Regions from separate parts of the Homo sapiens genome. Here all the other regions are linked to region 1. The links are chromatin loops, found by intact Hi-C in ENCODE. Cell type or tissue: IMR-90. All regions are shown on one strand.

What was found. Peaks named below come from ENCODE experiments on the same cell type or tissue, not always from the same donor. Only the 100,000 strongest peaks of a DNase experiment are listed, where the experiment ranks them.
Region 2: a loop joins it to region 1, with 2.4 times the contacts of the local background. A loop is called at or near these places in 1 of 110 quality-filtered maps.
Region 3: it touches region 1 in a loop (3-fold over the local background); 1 of 110 quality-filtered maps calls a loop at or near these places.

What each region holds. Positions count from the first base shown.
Region 1 is chr3:86,865,347-86,870,346 of GRCh38, reverse strand. No RefSeq gene overlaps it. Among named protein-coding and RNA genes, the nearest start is that of VGLL3, 120 kb to the left of the region's middle. In IMR-90, no CTCF peak of the experiment used is centred here; a DNase peak (open chromatin) is centred at 2,176.
Region 2 is chr3:87,079,886-87,084,885 of GRCh38, reverse strand. No RefSeq gene overlaps it. Among named protein-coding and RNA genes, the nearest start is that of LINC00506, 6.9 kb to the left of the region's middle. In IMR-90, a CTCF peak has its summit at 1,893 (motif pointing right); a DNase peak (open chromatin) is centred at 1,895.
Region 3 is chr3:86,980,528-86,985,527 of GRCh38, reverse strand. All of the region lies in intron 1 of VGLL3 (vestigial like family member 3), which reads left to right. Among named protein-coding and RNA genes, the nearest start is that of VGLL3, 8.1 kb to the left of the region's middle. In IMR-90, no CTCF peak of the experiment used is centred here; a DNase peak (open chromatin) is centred at 2,437; H3K4me3 peaks cover 194 bases; H3K27ac peaks cover 2,620 bases.

The sequences.
Region 1 (5,000 bases):
AATTGAAAAAATACCCTAGTTTATATGGGTTGCATCTCTAGGTATAGGGACCTATAGCATCAAAGTGAGTTTTCTTAGCTGAATTGAGAAAAAGTAGAAAGCTACTTCTCAAACTTTGTAAATAAGACAAATTTGTATTAAATTTTTAAAAATTCTTAAAATATTAGATGTGATTTAGAGGCAAAATCCCAGCATTTATAAATGAAGTATATAGTGTCTCCTCACATTACTTATAAAACTTTTATATAAATGTTCAGAACTAAACAAAACAAGTAAACTAGTGTACTAGATATTTTTTAAGAAAATAACATGGTTATAATTTCCTAAAAAAAAAGAGAGTGAGGAATGTACCTCTCACTCTTACTAGAAGGTATATATACTCTAAGGCAGCAATATCATGAACAGCTGTTAGCCACCATGCTTAAATTGGCTGTGAATATCTGAAATAGTTGTCCATAGTAATAGGAAATTCACGGTTATTTTGTACCTTTAGAAAAGCTTTAGTTCCAGCCTATCAAAGCTCATTCTTTCCTGGAGGAAGCCCAGAATTACACGGTTTCCACATCTGTGAAGCAAGTTGTGCTTCTCAATCATCTAACAGCACTAAGGCCAGAGTTAGGGACCATCACAATGAGATCACTGTTTTCAAGCGTTTTGTCCAGCCATGTGTGTTTTCAGCAGGGCAGGGGCAGGAGAGCCGGGCAAAATAAAAATGCACTGCCAGTCAACAGGATTAGAGTCCATTTTCAGCCTACAGAAACCTGTTAGTGGAACCATAAAAAAGAAACTTTGTTTTTAACTTCCTTAATGAGCTTGACTTATTTGATTAAAAAAAAACGGGGGGGTGGGTATCTGCATTTTCCTGTAATAAAGACCTCTTTGCTATTTTTTAATAGTTATAGCTTCCTATAAACTTTATGGAGGTGAATTCAATTCAATGAAGTAGCAAAAATACTGTTTTTATTATAAAATACTAATATCAGTCAAGTTTCACCCAAAGGATCTTGTATTTCAGAAAATTTTATGATGCTACTTATAGCTTTTTTTCTCATCTGAATGTTTTTAATCTCAAAATGTTAAAACAAAATAAATCATGAGATTTTGCAGTATTCCCAAGAATATCTGACTGAATATAAGATATGAAAGTTACTATATAAGAAAAAACATTAAGAGCAATTTTTAAGTATCTAAATACAAAATGATTATAATTATTTTGAATTTGGGTTTTTTTTGTTAAAATTTCTCAAATGCATTTTCATCCATTTATGATTTTTTAAAACGCTAATAAAAGGACATTACAAAATCTACCTTATGGTATAAATAAACACTGATTATTCTCCTAAACTGCCTTCTCAGAGTCAATAGTCTTTTACTTCAATAGTCACTGAAATTTTCTCTAGAAGACCAAATTCTTCTTAAGTTAATTGGACTTCATCAAGTGGAATGGCCAGGAGGAAACTAAAGGCATATTTGTTATTTTCCATGTACCTATCACCAGCTCCACATGCTTCTGGATCAGGATATGTTGGGAATTGGATGGACATGATTAACTCACATTTTATAAGACTAATTGAATTTGGGTTGAAAAAAAATGACCTTTGAAAACCAACTGCAGGGTTGACCAAAAAGGTTTTCTATCTCTCAAAAATTATTTTTCAAACATGTTTTATGAGATATGCTCAGTATCTACTCATTTGTCTTTAATATGAGTTTCTGAAAGTACTGGATAAATCAAATTCAGAAATTTTCCAGCAAAAAAAAATGTAAAGAAATTTACAGTGAAGTAAAGCAAAAAGATAACAATGACTTAAATTTATGTTTTAAGGTGAGCGTGCACAATTCTTAGTTAATAAATCACTGACAAATTGCCATTCATCTAATGAGTAGTTCATCTTATTTAGGATTATGTCTACATGATAGCCCCATCTAGAAAAGGAGAAGAAAAGAATGATTTAATGATGGTGATTTGGTGATTGTTAAAAAACAAAACAAAACAAAAAAAATGAAAAAACAAAACTGAAAACAATTTCATTGAAAGAAAACTCTGTCCGTGTTACGACAGCCAATTCCACTGTGTTTATTATTTTTCTAAGAACTTTAGGGGAAATGAGTTAACTAATGGCAAAAAAAAATATTAACTTGCAAAAGCATGTAAAAGCAGTGGTTTAGCCTTGGCAAGCTTCTCTGTGCAACAGCTGTATTTAACTGTAGCTAGGAATCTTGACTGTCTTGATCTCCAGTCTATATATAGTTCTATCTCTTCTTTGAGCTCATTTTATATTTTCTTTTATTATTTCATTGATTAGTGCATGGTTATTCCTTAGTAGTTGTATATGGCTCAATTTTGGACTTTCACTCTTACATCTATGCTGGACAACATGTTTTCTAAAGATAAGAATGCCTTTTTTTTTTTTTTTCTTCTATAACTCTGCATCTTATGGTAGCTCAGATTTGGGCACAAAGTGTGAGGGGCTCACAATTCTTGTCTGATTGACCAAGTTCTTTGTTTTGTCCAAGTGGGTCTGATTCTTTCTTTCCCAAGAGTTTATTTCTGCTTTTTTTCCTTCTGTGAAGTATCTCCATATATGGATTTGGATCTCCATGTTTCTAGCCGTAGGTTTAGAAACTCAGCTCTGCTCCCAAGGACACTGTTGGTTGGCTGTTTGGCCCTTGAGGAAGGCAAATGTCAGCAATTGCCTTATGTCTTAGGAAGATAATTTTAGTTATCTGCCCAATTTCCTGACTCTTGCATTTCTCTTCATCTTATTAAAACTTACTTGCTAAAATAAACAATGGAAGTAAACACTAAGAAAAATTCAATAACCTATAAATTAGCTTTAGAAAAAACTGTATGTTCTTCATAGTTTACTTGCAGTCAGAAAAAAAAAAGTATTTTGTATTTTGATCTAAAAAGGTCGCTACTAAATTTCTTGCCTTGGAAAGTGCTCATTTGCTATAATACGGATGAGAAATCTCCAAAATATTGGACAGAATTATTTAATGCTTGCAGCTTGAGTATCAAAATCATTTATGTGTTAAGTATTCTGTTCTAAGCACATACTACATAAGATCAGACACATATAAACAAAACCTGTGTTAAACCTGCCATTTAAACCTTTAAAAAAAGTTTTAGGATATCCATTGAAATAGCTGGGCAAATTGTCATGGTGCCCACCCATACCACACCATTTAAAGGGGCAAGAAGACAAGCTGTTTCAAAAATCTAAAGACCCCATTCTGCAAAATGAATAATGACATGATCTGTCATATAGTTCAACATGTTGTATATATCAGCCACTTAGTACAACCTGCCACAGAGACCTGTTAGACAAAAGAACATGCCACATAGTCCTTCCACATAGTGCATTCTGCCACATAAGAAACCTGCTCTTTAGATCTCAAAGAAAGTAATTGTTAGATGCCTATGAATATTATAATCTTGTTCAGTGGAAAAGATCTTTCTTTTCCTGCAATGTCACCGTTGGAGTAACTATTCAATTCATTTCAAAAACTATTACATATTTGTTTCACACATACTAGGCACTGCTCTAGATACTGCAGATATAAAGCAAATAAGACATCATTTCTGTCTTCCAAACATGGATTTGTAGGCAAGACACACATAGAAGCTATAGTTTATTTTCAGGGCAATGGAGGCTCTCAGGCTCCATTATTATAGAGGCTCTCAGGCTATAGATACATTCAGTGTTAATAGACTTGTTTTCAGTAATAAAAGTAAATCCAGAGTTGGCTAAAACTCTGGCTGTGTCTGAATCTTCCAGTGTTCCAGAATTGATCCCCTGAGGTTTCTGATTTACCCTCACAATGTTCACGAAAAAAATGTATAAAACCTATATATATATATATATATATATATATATATATATATATGAATTCATTAATTTCTAGTAAGAAATACAATTATATGAAGGTTAGACATTCATATTTGTTTTCCAAGCATATTCCCTCTCTGTAAGAAACCTGTATGAGAAGCCACCTAATTAGAATATTGCTATGTTAGCAGAGTAGCAGAGCAAGGAAAGATGGCTGTGTGGCCCTCATTTGCATGACTCCATTTTGTCAATTTTCACACAGCCTAATGGACCATATGCTGATGTAGTGCCAGCCGAGTTAGTCTTTGATAGAACCTCTATTGCTTGCCAAGTGCCATCTCAAGCAGGTTGAAATATGTCCTCTGTGCACTGACTCAATATTCATTTTTGTCCAAGAAATCATTGGGACTCAATTTAATGAAGAGTCACAAATCATGTGCCAGCTACTTTTCTTGCATTCCCCCAGCTTACACTTTCCTCCTCTTTGAGGATGCCACTTCCTCTGCATCTTTTCCTTTTGAGCTTATTTCCCTGATGGTCAGGAGGCAGAATTGTGTCATTTTTTTCCTTTCCATTGCAGCTCCATGATGATTATTACATAATCATTGTATTTATGATGAGTTTAATAAAACTTCCTACATCATTAAGATTTACACCATTATCTTCAATTACCTTTTACCTCTTCTTATCTATTTTCTCTTCTCCTGATACTTCGGTCAGTCCTTCCCCTCTGTCCCCTACTCTCTGAAGAATTTGGCAGAGATTTAATGGCATTCCTCTTCACTCAAATTCCTTTCTCGCTATTCCCACTAGAAACTTTCATCCCCATAATCAGAAATTCCAGCCCTATGACTCTTTCATTATAGATGCATTACTCTTTCCTATTTTCACTTTTTTTGTCATACAATGTAAAATCTCTTGTTCATTGTTTCAATAAATATATTTGTAAATTATACCAAGGAAGATATTTTGTCTGTTTTGTGCAATGGTCATCATCTTATCGAAACTCCTTCCTACCAGCTTTCACACTCACATACACTATTAGCAGAAGACATTGCTTCTTACTTTCCTGAGAAAATGCAAGTAATTGGATAGGAACTCTCAATTTTCTGACACTAAACCTACAAAAGTATATATAAATATACCCATCCTTTTCTTTTTTTTCTG
Region 2 (5,000 bases), 210 kb before region 1:
CTTTGCCAGGGAGAGTAGGGGACATTATTCAGCTTCCACAGTAAGTTTTACTAGGCCACATCAGTCCATTTCTTCAAAACTTCTAAGAAATCTCCATTTCCTGAAACATTTGTTTTAGGAAATTCCAAGTTCCCACCATCCATGTCGTCTTCTCCAATAACAGCAGTCAGATCACTGAGCTTCAGCAAGGGTTAACCTAGAAATTTGATCTGATTTTTACTTTTAGAACTTGTTCCATACCACTTTTGCATTTTATAGCATTGCATTTCATTTAGTGTTCACTAACTCTTCTTTCCCATCTTTCTGCTTATAAAAAAGTCTTCATACTTTCCTCATGATTAGAATTTTTATCAAAGCATTTTAATGTCTGAAGTTGTGCTTCATTTTGCTGATGTATAATGAAGAGTGTTTTAGCTGAAATGTAGTTGAAGCAGCTACTTGAAATTTTAAATGTTTTGATGCACCATTTGCCATTAAAACACTGAGTCTTTCTTGTTACATTTATTATCAGCCCAGCTTGTTCTAAACATTGAGATTTCTCTTCTTTCAGTCTTTTTTCTAGGTAACTTTTAAAAAGCCAACATAAAGAATTGGAGATTTCCAGGTCTTTGTATTTCTGTTAAAGTGTTCTCAAGTCTGGCTTTCATTAAAGTTGCTTCAATTCCTGAAAATTCCTTTTTATGAACCTCAAGCATCTCGAAGATGTGCTCTCTTTCCTTCAGAAGGGCAGAAACTTCAATGGCCAGTCAGGGATGCCACCAGGATGGACCAGGGTGATGTAGAGTTTCATGGTCATCAGTGGATCTATGGCTGAGCCCCATCATGTTGCCAGACTGGAGAACTCTATGAACATTCTGTCTGGAGCCATACCAGTGTCTGGCAACTAGGGTAGACCTTAGTGGAGGTAAGAGAGAAGGAACAAGCACTGTAGAAGAAAACCTTCCAACCTTCCTCAAGCAATGACAAACATAGATGGGATAATATCACATTACCCTGGGAGATATGGACTGGGCCTCTAGAGGCACGTGATGATAGCTGGGGGCTCTGAACACCCTAGCCCTGCCATTGGTGCCTCAAAGGCTCAGGGAATCTGTCTTGTCTCATGTGTAAATCATTTAGAATCACTGGTTGAGATCTCCACCAGCTGTAGAGCACTAGTTGAGAGCATTTACAGGCTGCTAAACCTGGCCAATATTTCATTTTCTCTTAAACTTTTCATTCTGTGATCCTTCTAAGATTGTCAGATTTAGCAAATGAAAATACATGTGCTCAGTTAAATGTGAATCTCAAAAAAAATTAATATAAAGACATCTCATGTAATAGCTGTGATATACTTATAATAAAAAAATTGCCATTTTGTTTGCTATTCAAATTTACCTGGGGATCCTGTATTTATCCAGCCACTCTCCTTCCTGGAGGCATTGTTCTCTCCATAATGATAACAGAAAACTCACTGCTGTCAGTGAGTTTGACTAGCTTTGAATATGTATCAAGGAGAGGGTTGTAAAGGGCCCCCAAAAAGGGTTTCAACCAATGGTGTGCTGGAACCAGATTGCACCCACTGGCTAAAGCTGATGATAACCAGTTTTTTTGCAACCCTGTGTTCAGGAATGTCTCATTGACATGGCTTGAAATGCCGTGGTTGGCATTTACACCAAAGACATTTTGCACCCAATAAATAAGCGAATACTAGAGACGAAGGTTTCTTCTGCCTTCTGCCTCTCCACCCCCAACCCCCAAAAAGCAGGTTAAACATTGACTTACGTATGACTGATTATGACCGATTCTCTTGAACTATAAACTCTGTCAGTCTTAGAATGTGGAAAGCAATCTTGGAAGCCAGTTTTCTCCCCTTTAGAGTAAGGGTGAGTGAGAAATACCATTGCCACCAGAGGTCACTCTTAACCTCTTGAATCCAAAAGCACTCAAGCTACACGGAATCACCTCTTGACACAGAATCAGGAAGGACATTTTCTATACCATAAAGTAAGTGACTTAAAATTAATTCTACATTTTAACCTGTCTAACTCTATGGAGTTTCCATAGAACATAAACATAGAATATAAAATAGTTAAAGCACTAGTAACATAGGTATTATTTATTATCACTTTTCTATTAGTTGCCAAGCACAGAAATTTATTTTATTTAGTGAAGATCTCCTTATTTCAGTGCTATCAAAAGAAATATAGAATGTGAAGAGATGGAGGAAATGGTACTTTATTAAGTTTTATCTTTACATACACATTCTTGGACACAGAGTAAGTTCAAAGAACTAAGAAAATTTTAGTAGAAGTAAAACACCTTGAAGACCACATGATCAGTGAGAGGTAATTATTCATATAATTTGGCTTAAAACACAGCTCTGCTTAAAACATAGCTATGTTCAACTATATTTTGTTAAAGATGTAATAAAACTACAAATATTTGATGGACACTGTCTATACAGTATATGAAATGAATAGAATATTACCATTCTTTAAGGTAAGGGTCTAATGGAATAATTTATATGTATATATAAAATATTAGATATATATATTTCCAAATAGTAAATTATATAGTAGAATTTTCGACAAGTTGCTATGAGAACTTAGAAAAACACAGTCTTTTAAAATGCCTCTTTTCTCTTAAATTTATTGGCTGATTTATGGCCTAGATGTTACCTTGGTGGTGAACAAGAGGCTTACATTCTGTTAAAGAAATAAATAAATTACAGAATTACTTCAAATGGTCCTAAGCGTTATAAAAAACATAATAGAAGATGATGAAATATGGGAAAACTGGGGTGCAATTGGCATGGTCAGGTAAGATTCTCCTGGGGGAAACTGAACTGAGTACTGAATAAGGAGCTGGCCTTATGAGATTTAAAGAGAGAATATTCCAGGCAGAAGAGTGGAAATTTAAAAGGCCCATGTGATGAGGATTCTGAAACTCTACAGACATATAAATTAACAGAGTCAGTACAATAGTTAAAATATAGGATTTGTTGGTAGGCTTGCCTGAAGGAACATCTTTTCACATGTAATGGATGGACCTATTGAATGATCCATCCTCTTTGCAATCTGGACTGCACAGATTATTTTGTTGCTAGGTACAGCCAATCTCCTGCAGGCGCTGAGAGGGGAGTTCAAATGCCCCTCAAAGGAAAGGTAGAGACACCGTTGTGAGAGAACAGCTTGCTCCAAAGCACACCAACCGTGAGATCTCAGCATGGAAGACTTATTTCTTTTTAAACAACATGTGGAGGGCTGGGTGTGGTGGCTTACACTCGTAATCCCAGCACTTTGGGAGGCTGAGGCTGGAGGTCTGCTTGGAGCCAGGAGTTCAAGACCAGCCTGGGCAATATGATAAGAACCTGTGTCTACACAAATTTTAAAAAATTAACCTGGCATGGTGGTGCGCACTTGTTGTCCCAGTTACTCGCGAGGCTGAGGCAGGAGAATCACTTGAACTCAGAAGTTGGAGGCTACAGTGAGCTATAATTACACTACTGCACACCAGCCTGGGTGACAGAGTAAGACCCTGTCTCAAAACAAAGAAAAAAAGGAAACCATACAAAGCCTCAAAACCATCAAAATTTGCCTACCAACTCTGGGAACAAGTCTAACTTTGCACCAAAACAGAATGACATTATAGTTAGAAAAGGATTTTGCCGAATGTTTGAAGTGATGAAAGATTTTTAAATTTTTCAATCCTTGAGACTGTAATTATATAAGTCTATAAAACTGATTAGACATTTTAAGACACTGTAGAGAAGGAACTTAAAAAGTAGCAATCACAAGTAAGTGGCTTTTAAGTTTGGTTTTTTTTTTTTTTTTTTTTTTTTTTTTGTGATGGAGTCTTGCTCTGTCGTCCAGGCTGGAGTGCAATGATGCGATCTTGGCTCACTGCAGCCTCCGCCTCCCCGGTTCAAGCGATTCTCCTGCCTCAGCCTCCTGAGTGACTGGGATTACAGGCATGTGCCAACATGCCTGGCTAATTTTTGTATTTTTAGTAGAGATGAGTTTTCACCATGTTGGCCAGGATGGCCTCGAACTCCTGACCTCGTGATCTGCCTGCCTCGGCCTCCCAAAGTGCTGGGATTACAGGCATGAACCACCGAGCCCGGCCTAGATTATTTTTAAGAGATATATAAAAGTGAATTGTTTACTTGATTACAGCTGACGAGGCATTTTTTTAAAAAAGAGGAAACAATATAATTTTTTTTTGTTGTTTAGACTAGATTTCATGAATATGCTTCTGGAAACAAACATTTTCTTTGTACTTCCATGTGATGTGTGGTGCAAGTCATTGTTTCCATCTTTCCTGGTCCAAGAGAGCTAGAATGTGAGTAAAAGAGACTTCACACATGAAAAGCACATACCTAGAAGCCAGAGAGCAGGATCCATTGTAGGATCTGGCTATCTCTTCCTCTGTCATGTGTGGGCTTAACTTGATTGAATAACCCATTTGTTTCATTCATTCATTTATTCATTCAGTTTTGGCATCAGACTAACATGAGCTCATATTCATCATATGATGCAGTACAAGCTATTTAACTCCAAAATTCAGCAATATCAACAATAAAATGAAGATACTCCATAAATTATTTAATGGTTATTGAGGTTAAATAAGATTGTGCAATTGCTAACACATGCCATGGGCCAGTGGCCTTAGTAAATAATAGACTGCTATTACTGTTGTTTTTATTGTTCGTTTACTAATTCAGAAAACTATTTATTAGCTACATTCTTTATTATGAGGACTGTGTTAGATTCTGGGGATAGGGGCAATACATGATTGAGTTTATTTGTCTAATATATGCATATATGTGCCTAATATTTGTCTAACGTATTATATATACCTACATATATATGATTACTAATCAGATGCTATGTAGAAATGTATACAAACAATAGCTATAATATTGATATCTATCTTGAGCAAGCTGAGGCTCAGAGAGGGTAATGACTTCCTCAAGATGGCACAGCTCATATCAGAGCCAGGCTTTGATGGTGGCTCAC
Region 3 (5,000 bases), 120 kb before region 1:
CAGTAATTTACAAGTGTGGTCTGAACTAGGGTAACTGAACCATTTTTCACTTGTCTCCTTCTTTAGTTGAAGAAGAAAAGAAGAATGACTTAAATTCAACAGGTGTCATTTCTCCTTAAAACCAAATGATTTCAGTATGCCAAAACACTTGTCATTGGAGGATGCAGTAGGGGGACTCTAAAAGTCTATCCTTTCTTGTTAATATGAAGACAGATAAACGAAGTGCCATAACTAATTCCTAGGAATTGGGCTAGATGACCCATGTCTGAAAATAAATTGTTCTTCAATGATCTGTAGGGTTTTTTTGGCTAAATATCAGAAGAGGCAGCCAATGTAAGAAAGAAAATTAAGTGTGAATTTGTCTAGAGCTCCAGCATGTTGCTTATTAAGATATAGAGTTGGATGAGAGACCTCTGAGACAATCAAATCAAAGTTTCTTGTTTTCAAAAGAGGAAGCTAAGGGCCAGAAGCTTCAGTGGCTTGCTCAGACTCATGGAAATAGTTTCGGTCAAATCTTCTTTCCCATTTCAGTTCTTTTTTATTGAATTCCCTTCCCATCTGTGCTGCTTTAGAAACAAGAAAACAGTTAGTAATTAACCTATGTTATCTTTTGAATTTTCTTACTTTTAAATTTTGGAATATTAGCCACTTAGAGATTATAATGCCATCAGCCATATAAATAAACCATGAGGCTCTCTTTATTTATTATTGCCCTTACTATACTCTTCCAATTAACTATGAGAAGTTTGAGTTTAGGAACAGGCTATGACTTTCATCTTTGTGACTCCAAGTCTTTGCATAATTTCTGACACAAGGTAGGTATTAATTGACAACTAGATAAATTAATGAATAATGGATAAATTACCTTAAAAATGAAATTATACCCTAAGTCTAGTAATAGAATTATACAAACTAACTAGAAATTTATATGTTGGAAACTGTTGTCTCCTTCAAAGTAGTTGGTTTGAGAGAGAACACATACCCTCATGATATGATCATTGCTTAAAACATTTTGGGAATGTAAATTTTGAAATCGCCTCTAAGCCTGTGGCACATTTTTTTGAACATCATCAAAACTGGCAATTTTTCTTCCTTGGAGGGGTTAGGTTTGATTTTTTGATAATGTCAAGAATCATTTAGAGGCAAATGCACTCAAAAGTAACTCATCCTGTTAAGTTATATTATTTTCGGTTGGCTCCTCCCTACTGTTAACAAAAACAGAGAAACAAACACAGAATCCTGAGGTGTGATTTTGTCTCACAGACTGACTGGTCAAATTTCCAAAATAAGATTTTCAGAAAAATTGTAGACAATTGTTTTATGTATCTGATTTGTCAAGGAGATAATATGTTCTTAGACATAGAAGTTCAATTTCACCTAGAATTATATATGTTTTTAAAAGCATGACATTGTTTAATCTCTAACTTTTTAATGTCATGAATTTTAGACTGTCCTAGTTAGCATGTGATGCCATGCTGACTGATGTTTTCTGTTTGTCTGTTTATTCAGTTAAAATAAATATCGTAGAGACACATTTTCTTTAGTCTATTTTCTGGGTACATGCTTTGTAAACAGACAGAAATAGGTTCTAATCCCATCTCTGCCACTTACCATTATAGTTAGGCCATCCTGACCCAGTAATTTGCATATTAACTTATTACTTGGGAATACTTATTCTGACAAAATATGTGTATGTGAGAGGACAGTTATGTGAAATGAAATATACAAAAGATTTGTGATATATGTTCCTTAACTTGACCCAACCTCATATAACTTGACCTATCCTTCTCCAAATAGACTAAGAACCAAAATCTGTTATCCAAGTAAATTAGGAAATATGTGGCCAGGCACGGTGGCTCATGCCTGTAATCCCAACACTTCTGGGAGGCTGAGGCAGGAGGATCACTTAAGGCCGGGAGTTGGAGACCAACCCTGGCAACATAGTGAGATCCTGTCACTACAAAAAAATTAGAATAAAAAATAAGGCCAGCATGGTGGCACACACCTGTAGTCCCAGTTGAAGTGAGATAATCATTTGAGCCTGAGAGGTGGAGGCTGCAGTGAGCCGTGGTCACGCCATTGCACTCCAGCCTGGGCAATGAGTGCAATGAGTGCAAATGAGAGCGAGAACCTGTCTCAAAAGAAAAAAAATATATATGGTCACAGAGTAATGTGCTGCTTTTATGTCCTCTATGATTTTGAAATATTTACCCTGGGATAGTGATTTCTTCTTATAGCTCCAATCATGTTTTTGAATATGAAAGAATCATTGTATTTTAAAAAGATAGCCAGTAGATTTTATTTTTAAATCTGTTTCTAAATATCCAAAGACTCCAGTGATTCATTAAAATACTTTTGTTTCCCTAGGAAAAAAAGTTTCCACATATGCACGGTAATCATTTGGCATTTTGTAGGCTTAAGCCTTGGGGAGTTAGTGGTATTTGGCTCCTGACATGGAAGTCTTTCTCTTGTCAGACAAATCCTTCCCCTGCACATTCCTGCTGAAAAATTTGTTGCTGTTGTGCCTAATGGCAAGCAGTGTGGTGGTTGGATATGGTCTGTACTGCCCAAGCGAACTCTCCACATTGATACTTTAACCTCTTTGTGAGTTAGCTTTAACTTTATAACTATTAACCCATTTATTGTTTCATCTTACTCCAGAGTCATTTTACCGAGGGAAAAATTGTCATAACTATGTAGTGGTGAAGAGACATAAATGTGCATTTAAGAAAAACAACAACTTGTAGTCTTTAAAATCCCTTTAGATGACTTTATTTTTGTTAAAATTTCTGCAGGGTCTTCGAAGAAAAACATAAATATTTCTGAGAAATCTGGATATTTTTAGGAAGTGATTGTGCATTTTGAGAAAAATACCAATTAGATTACATTGTGACCTTCAATCAGGAAATCTTGGTTCTGATGATTTGATATTTAGTCTCGATGTTTTGAATTTTATATATTATTCCCAAGAAAGAATGTAACACCAGGAAAATTTCACTGAAGGAGCAAACACCAAGTGAATACAGAATGTGGCAGAAGTGCTTATGAGCAAAATACTTAGTTAAAAAAAAAAAAAAAGCAGAGCTGGACGCAGTGGCTCATGCCTGTAATCCCAGCACTTTGGGAGGCTGAGGCGGGTAAATCACCTGAGGTCAGGAGTTTGAGAGCAGCCTGGCCAACATAGTGAAACCCCGTCTCTACGAAAAATACAAAAAATTAGCTGGGCATCGTGGCAGGCACCTGTAATCCCAGCTTCTAGGGAGGCTGAGGCAGGAGAATCACTTGAACCTGGGAGGCGGAGGTTGCAGTGAGCCAAGATCACACCATTGCACTCCAGCCTGGGCAACAAGAGCAAAAGTCCATCTCAAAAAATAAAAATTAAAAAAAGCAATAAATTGATTTACAGTCAACAGAACACAGACATTAGAAAGTAGTTGAGGCACCAGAGTCTATGGAGAATGAAATTAAGATGGGATGAAAGGCAGCATTTGAATCCATTGCTGTTTAAATGCTGTATTTCTGTTTTCCTCATGATCGCACTTAATGTTAAAAACAAGTATGCAAATTCAACCTTGGCACATTAGTGAGTTATCAGGCCATTTGGATACTTTGAGATTCTTATTTTAACCAGTACTGTTGATTGTGAGGCTATGTCTGTGTATGTGAGTGTGTGTGTGCTTGTGTGTGTTGTAAACGTAAATATTTAAATTGGTTCATTATAATCTGTGAAAATTAACCTAACTTTATCTGAAAAAAAATTGCAAGTGGCAACGGTAGACATTCTTGTGTCCTGCCTATGGGTAGATAGAAGCTTTTTTCATTTTATTTGTTTGATAGTTTTCTAGCAAATTTATTTAATTAGTAAAAGAATCGAGAGAGATAAAAAGAAAAAAGAAAGTATATAATCATTACAAAAAATTTTATTTAATTAGAGGAATCAGTATAAATATTTTAAAGAACCATATATATTTGCTATATCAAAAAGGAATATTTCAGTATACATATTTATGTAAATATAGATATATTACATATATGAAATAAAAAGAATATAAAGAATACATACAATGAGAGAATTCTTTTTCTAAAATAAACTGATGACAGATATTTTAATGCAGGGGCAGCTTTTGCTTACTATTTCCCATTGCATATTGAAAAATATAATTTTTAGGTTAGTTTATTTCTATCCAACCATTGAAAAATTGGTAGGAAAAGTAACACAATATTATGAAGCATTTAGAAAACTGTGAAATCTTAAATCAATTGAAATTCTATAGTTTAAATACAATAGTTTAATGGATTTTAAAATATCGATTTTAAAATTGATATTTTATGATTGCTACTATTGATAAGAATACTATTTGACGTTTGTATCAGGATTCATGGCCTTCAAATCCTTTACATATATATAACTTCAATTTTATTTCATCTAAGAATTAATTGCTGTCAATTAAGGATAAAATAAAACTTTGACTTTATTTGGATTGTTAATGTAGCCAGGCTCTTCTATTTAAAGAATGAATGTTACAATTAAACAAATAAAGCATTTATATGCAAAGCCCCACTCTCACAAACTGATGCTGAGCTGGACATTAACAGAAAAAAGAAATTAGTTTCACGGATAAGAATGAACACTTGTGGACAATGATGCCACCATGTAGATAGGTTTTAGGGTTTTTTTTTTTCATAGAAAAACAGAGCTGCTTTCTAATGTGCCCGAATATTCAGCAGAGAGTGTGTGCATATGGTTAAAACAATACATGTTTTAGGTAAATACACATGCACCCGAAGAAGCAGCACTGTGATTTGACTAATAAATCATAATATTCATTTAATTTTTTAATGGAATTTAAAACTAGGAATAGTTTTAGAGGTTATTTAGTTCGATTCCCTCATTTTACACATACCATATGTTTCTATGGTGTTTATACTATTGAAGTTAAATATAAACATGTTCAAATCTGTGCAGAGGTAGATTATGAGAAATAAAAGCAATCATCTAT